2 separate regions of the Homo sapiens genome follow, and region 1 is linked to region 2. A link is an interaction called in ENCODE POLR2A ChIA-PET data of the cell type or tissue named here. Cell type or tissue: CD4-positive, alpha-beta T cell. All regions are shown on one strand.

Region 1 (4,000 bases), 570 kb after region 2:
TCCAGCCTGGGTGACACAGAGTGAGATCTCATTTCTTAAAAAAAAGAAACAAACAAAAATTTCCAAATGATTTTAGAAAGTAGTTCAAAACTGTTGTTTAACTTATGAATCAAAAAGATATAATTAAGGGGGGCCAGGCATGGTAGCACACGCCTGTAATCTCACTATTTTGGGAGGCTGAGGCAGGATAATCATTTGAGCCCAGGAGTTTGCGATCAGCCTGGACAACATAGTGAGACCCCATCTCTACAAAAAAAATTTAAAAATTAGCCAGATGCGGGGGTGCATGCCTGTAGTCCCAGCTACTCAGGAGGCTGAGATGGGAGGATCACTTGAGCCTAGGAGGTCAAGGTTACGGTGAGCTATGATTGCACCACTGCACTCCAGCCTGGGTGACAGAGTGAGACCCTCTCTCTCAAAAAAAAAAAAAAAAAAAAAGATAATTAAGGGAATTAGAGATGTATTAGGCCAGGTAATAGAAGTGAATCACAAATCCATATTACTGGGTCAAGGCATAGAAGATACAATCACATGCTAACTACAGATACTCCTCAACTTACAATGGGGTTACCTCCCAGTAAGCCCATCATAAGCTGAAAATATTGTTAAGTAAAAAATGCATTTAATAACCTACTGAACATCATAGCTTAACCTAGCCTACCTTAAATGTGCTCAGAACACTTACATTAGCTTATAGGTAGGCAAAATCATCTAACACAAAGTCTATTTTATAATAAAGTGTTGACTATCTCATGTAATTGATTGACTACTATACTGGAAGTGAAAAGCAGAATGGTTGCATGGGTACTCAAAGCATAGTTTCTACTGAATGTGTATCACTTTCGCACCACCGCAAAGGGAAAAAATCCTAAGTTGAACCATTGTAAGTTTGAGGATCGGACCGTCTGTTGTCTTAAAAACACATATAGCAAAATAAAGCACTTAGGACTATTCTCTACATCTCAAAGCTGAAACTGAGCCTTTGTCTCACATAAGCCTGATTAACTTCTCACCCTGTCTTCACCAATTTCTGCAGGTGATTTCTGTCCTCAGAAACAAAAAAAAAATAACCAACCACAAGTTGTTACTCCTAAAGTGTCTAAGAGATGGCCACACAATAATGGAAGTTTTTCAGTTTACTTCCCAATGCCAACTGACCACCACCTTCCCCAGCTGATGTATGGCAGAAGGCATTAGCATCTGATAGTGTGTTTGCTTCCTATTCAGCAAAGCCATTGCTTATCCTTATTTCTCATCATAAGCAGTTGATTTGCTCTTATCTACTAATACTGAGAAGCAGGTTATTATTGTATGATAATAAAGATGATATTTATTTCCTAACATGTGAAGTGGAAAAAGCATTGGGCTTGGGACTCAGAAGTCCTGGACTTGAGTTCCAGGTCCCTGATCTCCCAGTTATTTGACCTCAGGCTAGTCACTTAGGCTCTGTGGTCCTGTCTTATATGTAAAGCAAGACAGCCAGCCCTCAGAAAGTTGTTGGAAGATTAAAATGAGATCATTTTAAGTAAAACTACTTTGGAAAATACGAAATGTTATATGACTGTAAATATTTCTTTCTAATTCCTAGCTGAGCTACGCAAAGTAGAAACTTAAGGCTGATGTGGCACAGCTCGACACAGACAAGCAACACTTGCCAAAAAATCAGTAGAAATAACCACAGAATGCTAGCTGGGGAGAAAAAAAAAACCACACCAATCTTTCTTTGAATTCTGAGTTCATTGTTTAACAATGAGTCTTTTGCTGACTGCACACACAGGCACAAACCAGAGCACTAGCAGCAGAATCAAACTTGCACACAAAGGGCAATCTTGGACTATGCCTTATACTTTAGCTCCCACAAAATAGTGCTTGGAAGTCTGTGCAAAACTCCACCCGCCTTCACAAACTTTGTGAAAATCAAGTTTATTAGCCTGTGGAATTCATGAAAAAAACTGAATACTTTCTACTGTCAAATAACTCTGAAATGCCCAGTAACTGGATAAGAAAGATGTAAAAAAAATGGTATGAAGGATCCTTTGAGTTCACACACGACAGATCTAAACAATAAGTCTAACAATGAACAAAAGCAAGTCCAGTAATCCACAGAAGATGAAGTGGGGAAAAAAATCTATTGAAATGAATGAAAAATTAAGATGCTGAAAAATTAGGATGAAGCAATCAGAATTCTTCAAAAGTAGACATAAAAAATGCTTTTCAGAAGCAATGAATGAAAAGACTAAAAAATAAAAATAAAACTATGACCAGAGTAAAAACGGTTAAAGACACACAAGCTCTAGCCAACATTCACTGAAAGTACGAAAAAAAAAAATCAAGCAAAAGAAAATGAGCAGTTTTTCAAAAGCAATAGCATCAAAATGGCAATTTTTTCTGATAGTTTAAATGTAAGTTGATGATAACAAAGGACAAAGACAGTTGTGCCTCTGCCAGGAAAATTACGCAAGTCAGACAGAAGGAAATCAAGCAGTGTCTGTGACAGCGAGTTATCTACATGTATTGCAGTTTTCAGGGAAGAAGTAGAGAAAGAAGCAAACACAAGTCACAACATCTCAGAAGTGCCAAGGTCACTCCAACACAGCAGGAAAAAAAAAAACAGAACATTAAGAAATATTGAAATAGAAGCATGTGACAGAGATTAAAAGTGAAATATATTAGACTCCTGATAACCTAGGAGCAAATTCTATCTTCTGACTAGACTACATAAAGATTGGATATATCACAGTTATCCTGTCATGAAACTACTGTTCTTTTATCCAGTAATAGTATTTTAATGAGGCTCTCCAGCATCTCTCTTCATGAAACATTAATTAAAAGATTCCAACAATTAATTAGGTATCTTATGTCACTAAATGGAAAACTGTCTGTCTAAAACTTGCAGGATTCCTAGGCTCTTAGGACCATATTTAAACAAGGAGCATGTAATCCTTCACAGAAACAATACATTGACTCGCATGTGGTTGGTGACCAGATTGCTGGATGCTACAGAAAACAATTCTTACTTTTATAGAAGCAACTCTGCCACTCAATTAGCAACTCATGCTGAGTCCTCAATTTGGACAAAAGCTCTCTAAAGCTTCATAGTTAGAACTGGAGATTTGTTGCCTTCTTCTCTCAAGAAAGCACTTAAAATCTAAGTACCCACTCTAAAGGTGGTGTCCTTCCATTTCACAAAACTACAAGTGGCTTTGGGTTATTCAAATTCCTCAAGTTATCTTGAGATTCAGAACTCACGAACACAGAGCCACATTGAGCCCAAGGCACTCCTCTGGAAAAAACCATCTCTCCTTCTTCTGCAGGGCTCAAAGTACTTCACACTGATAGTGTATACTGTGTGCAAATTCTCCCAAGGAAGGCAGACCACTCACACTTAATGACAAAATGCCAAGCCTCTGTCTGTCTTTCCTCACAAGAGTATTTGTTAGGCAAGAAGCTAAAGGTCAGTCATCTATACCATCTTCAATACTTTCCACCAAGCAGCCAGGCCTTTGTAGACCTTCTACCTCTTGGCAGGTGAGCTCTACTTCAACTTCATAAAAAATAAAAATTAAAAAAAAACTAAATATACATATATACATATATATGTGTGTGTATATATAAACATATATAAGTTTATGCATATATGTATATGTATATATGTTATATATATACATTTATAAACATTTATATGTATATATATAAAATATATAAAGCAGCCAGTGGAATTCTTGAAAAAACTAAATGCTGTTTACTGTCATCAGTTGTGAATTCCTCACCCTTTCTCCTCAATATTCACCCATTTCTTTCCTAATCCTTTTGTCTTTTCCTTCTCCCTCTGGAGACTTAACCTCTATATCTCTGCTCTTCTCCCCATCTCTTCCACCCTCCTACAGGCTCTTGTCCACTCCTATTCTTCAGGGTCTACATTCCAATTACTACTGCCACCTACAAAACTACCCCAAACTCAGTGCTTAAAACAACCATTTTCTTATGCTCATAGATTCTG
Region 2 (4,000 bases):
CATCCCATGCTGCACAGCACAGGCCTGGATGTCCCTAGAGTACTTTCTTCTGGGAAGACCTGCTCCTCCTGCTGGCTCAGCCACCCAGCTGAGCTTGCAGCTGTGGTCTCCACTCCTCCCTCCTTCCCCATTGGGTATGCTGGAGTAAGGCCTGCCTCGGAGGGCTTCAGAAGCAAGATCTGCCCTCACACCTGCTTTCTGCGGGACCTCTGGCCAGCTGGGACTCCTGGCCCCTCTGCTTAGAGAGGGGCACTCAGACTTGTAACAGGGCAAATTGGGAGGAAAAATTGAGACGAACTGAGAAATTAGGCAAAGAGGCATCTGCATTTGTGGCTTCAGGGTCTAAACTATATCCTATCTTCCCAGACACCCCCCAAACAAGCCGCTTCTTTTTTCCTACCACTTCAAGACAAACAGGGCCAAGCCTAGGCACAGCTGTGATAGCCACGGAGTTGGTAATGGGCCTCCCCTTTCAGAACCCTTTGATTCTCTCCAAGGGGACCCTCCTGCCTACCGCTTTGGCCACCAACATCCTCTCACCTGTCAATCAGATCCAGGAGGGCTGAACTGCCAGGCTCAACCTTCCCTGCTGGACCATGAGTTCTGTAAGGCAGGGCCAGCATCCTGTTCATCCCTGTGCTTTCCAGGGAACCTAACAATTCATGGGCCCCTCCTTTCAATTCACTGGCTGAATTGACAGGGCACTAGCTGCCTCACTTGTTCATTACTCCCATGGAGCACCAGCTCAGCAGAGCACTTGCATTGTAATCTACGTCTTCTTGCTCTAATACGGACGGCGAAGTGGTTTCCCTTATTCTTGATTTATGAGCACCAAGCATAGGAGACTAACATCCCGCTAGGCTGACCCAGCTGCTGTTAAAGGACTTAACTTCAGGGTGACTTAACAGAATTATAAGGAATCTCTGATATTATATTTTAAAAAAACTAAATTATGATAGTATATTCGCAAGCACATTTGTAAATCAAAAGGCCAAAATGCTAACAATAATTATCTCTAGATAGTGGGATTATAGTTGACTTTTATTTTTTTCATTTCATTTGCCTGAACCCAACTGATGTCTTGTATTTTACAAGCAAGGGCAATATTACAGGATAAAATAGACTGGAAATTCGGCTGGGTCCTCCCCTTGGGTGGGAGGAGTGAACCACGGGCATTTTCCCTGGATGAAGTCTAGCCCTGGGTCTGGGTGGGCAGGAAACTCAGGACTCTGGCCCCGACACCCATTCCAGCTGGCCCCTAAGCCCTCTCCTAGGTTCCCCAATCTTAACCCAATGCCCACTGGCTTCTGTTTGCCCAGAGACCCTGGATACATTTCGCACACCCCCATTCAGGGTTTGTGATTTTTCATATCCTGGCTTCCTGATCTGTCCTCTCAGAACACCGTCCCCTTTCTCCTGGGCTCCAGTGATAAAGTGGCTGGTGGTGTCCATTCTCTTTATTAGAGAGGATGCTGCTGTGTTGGGAAGGAGAGGGGCACTCTGAAATCTGGCCGTGAAAACCACAACTCACCTGTCATCACTCCCATGCACACCTGCTGTGGCCTTTCAGTCCTGCAGGTAGAAGCAGGCATGTGAGTGTCAGGCTGCATTTGTGTCACCTGCCAATAGCCCTTCCCCTTGGCTGTGGTCTATTTCATAGTAGTCTTTGGCCTAGCCTTGCTCTGGTTCTGGGATTATCCTCCCAGGGGTTATAGGCACACCTCAAGTGGCCATGGAGTAGCCAAAATGGGGAAAACAGCTCTCTCTGGACCCTCCTCCGCTCCTCCAACCCGCTCTCATCTGGTCCAAAGCTGCAAGGGGAAACTGACCCCAGGGTAGAATGAGACTGAGCCTGGCCCCAGCCCTGCATGGTTCCCCAAGAGCAGAGCAAGTAGAGCTTGTGGGGAGAAATAAGCACTCCCTCTATTAGCCTTTCCCACTTCTCCTCATTCACCCCAAGGACCCACTGGGGTTCTCAGGCAGAGGAAGGGTTAGACAAGGAGGCAGGAGGCTGGGTTCTGGGAGCTTCTCTGCTACCTTCTCAGAGGGTAGCCTTGAGCAAGGCACTGAGCCTCCCTGGCCTCCAATCTTTCCCATTAATAAGGCAAGAAGATTAGATGGGAGCATCTCCGGGCTCCTTTCTGTTTTCTGTGTTTTCAGGATAGTTACCAGTCTTGCTTCTCCAGATCGCCCGTCCCTGGGTCTGGAGGCTGGAATAGATACTCAATGTTAACACCCAGCCAGGGGAGGTGGCAGAGCCTCTTCTAGTTAGACCGCAAGCTGCCTGTCAGAACTCCCCCTCCTGCCAGTAAGAGGGAACCTACAAGCCCAGGCTTGGTGGCTCACACCTGTAATCCCAGCACTTTGGGAGGCTGAGCACAGGGAGGATCACGTGAGATCAAGAGTTCAAGACCAGCCTGGCCAATATGACGAAACCCCATCTCTACTAAAAAATACAAAAATTAGCCAGGTGTTGTGGCACATGCCCATAATCCCAGCTACTTGGGAGGCTGAGGCAGGAGAATCGCTTGAACCCAGGAGGCAGAGGTTGCAGCAAGCCAAGATGGTGCCACTGCACTCCAGCCTGGGCCATAGAATGAGACACTGTCTCAAAAAAAAAAAAAAAAAAAAAGAGAGAGAGAGAGAGAACCTACAGAGAAAGATGAAGGCTCCTTCTGCAGGGAGGAAAAGTTCTTGGCTTCCTCTGCAGCATGTTTGTCAGACCTTGGAGCGATGGAAGGTGTGGGACGTTTTCCTCCACTTAGATTTCAATGCCCCCTAAAGTCATTAACTTTCTCCATAGAAACAAATGATTGTTTTATTATGACCCTCCAAAATCTAGAATTTATTTAACTCTCCCCCTACTAGACATAAGAGCCATGAAGGCAGGAATGTGTCCATTTTGTACTTAACTATGTTCCTTGGACCTAGAACAGTGCCTGGGTGTGTTGTAAGTATTTAACAAATATATGTTGAATCCATATTTTTGGAACGAACAAGGTAAGTTTCCGATTTCCCCCTTGGTAAAATGCTGGGCAACATAGGACTTGAGCTCTCTGCTGAAGTTCCTAAGTCTAGGACTAGATTTGAGACCGTGGTAACTTGACTGGGAATCACGTCCTTTTGTAAGCTCCCAGAAAGCTTGGAATTGTGCCCAGGACATATAAAATACTTAGCAAATCTTAGCTCTCCTTGGTTGTATTATTTTCAGTTTCTGATGTGAATTTTCTCTCTCAAAATTCCTAGAAGACAGTATCTCCAGGTGTGGTGGTGACAGGCAGACAGCTACACCGCGTCACCTACTCCAGCCTGCACCACTTCCCTTTAAAGGGCCCATCTGTCCTGACCACCCAGCCACAATGAGCACCTGCCTATAGACCTAGGTCACGTCTCTGCAGCTCTCCAGGTAGGACAGGCTGACTGGGAAATCTCACTAATTGGAGACAGCGTCCTTTGCTCCTCAATAAGAGACAGGAGATAAATCTCCCAGGGAGACAAACAAATCACACTAAGATACAAGTCAGGGATTATTTAAAAAGACACCCGACAGGTTAGGTAATGAGGGGAGCAGGCCTCCTGGGGCTGTGGCAAATTGGACAGCCTGGGCCCAAGCAAAGGGGGCACCCCCCAGAGTCATTTTTCAAGAGGAGCTGGAAATGTGAACACTTACTTGAAGTCTGATTTCAGTGTTGGCAGCTGATTCAATTAAAGACAAAGCGTCACTTAGGACCATCAATTTGCTTCTGGTAATTAATTGATAGATCACCCCTCCCCTGCAAATGAACTTGATTGGAGGAGAGGGTGGTAAAGAGAGATGTTGGGAGGAAAGAGGAGAGAATAAGAGGAACAAGGCCAGGAGAGGGGGTTGGGGGAAGGGCTCAGAGGGCAGCCACAGAGAGGGGAGGCTGTGGCTAACCCAGCAAACTCCACGTCCCCATCGTGCCCACTCCCAGCCACTTTCCCTTCACACTCTTTGTTTGCTGAATGTGTGCCTTATGGC

The links. Peaks named below come from ENCODE experiments on the same cell type or tissue, not always from the same donor. Only the 100,000 strongest peaks of a DNase experiment are listed, where the experiment ranks them.
Region 1: POLR2A ChIA-PET joins it to region 2 with 10 read pairs; 2 of 35 experiments call an interaction of 5 or more read pairs at or near these places.

What each region holds. Positions count from the first base shown.
Region 1 is chr2:27,958,161-27,962,160 of GRCh38, reverse strand. All of the region lies in intron 3 of BABAM2 (BRISC and BRCA1 A complex member 2), which reads right to left. Among named protein-coding and RNA genes, the nearest start is that of MIR4263, 36 kb to the left of the region's middle. RefSeq lists a silencer at 2,305-2,599. In CD4-positive, alpha-beta T cell, no CTCF peak of the experiment used is centred here; a DNase peak (open chromatin) is centred at 1,700.
Region 2 is chr2:28,523,477-28,527,476 of GRCh38, reverse strand. It overlaps PLB1 (phospholipase B1), which reads right to left. Exons shown (of 58, transcript NM_153021.5): 5 at 2,170-2,210; 6 at 1,532-1,572. Among named protein-coding and RNA genes, the nearest start is that of PLB1, 29 kb to the right of the region's middle. In CD4-positive, alpha-beta T cell, no CTCF peak of the experiment used is centred here; no DNase peak of the experiment used is centred here; H3K27me3 peaks cover 752 bases.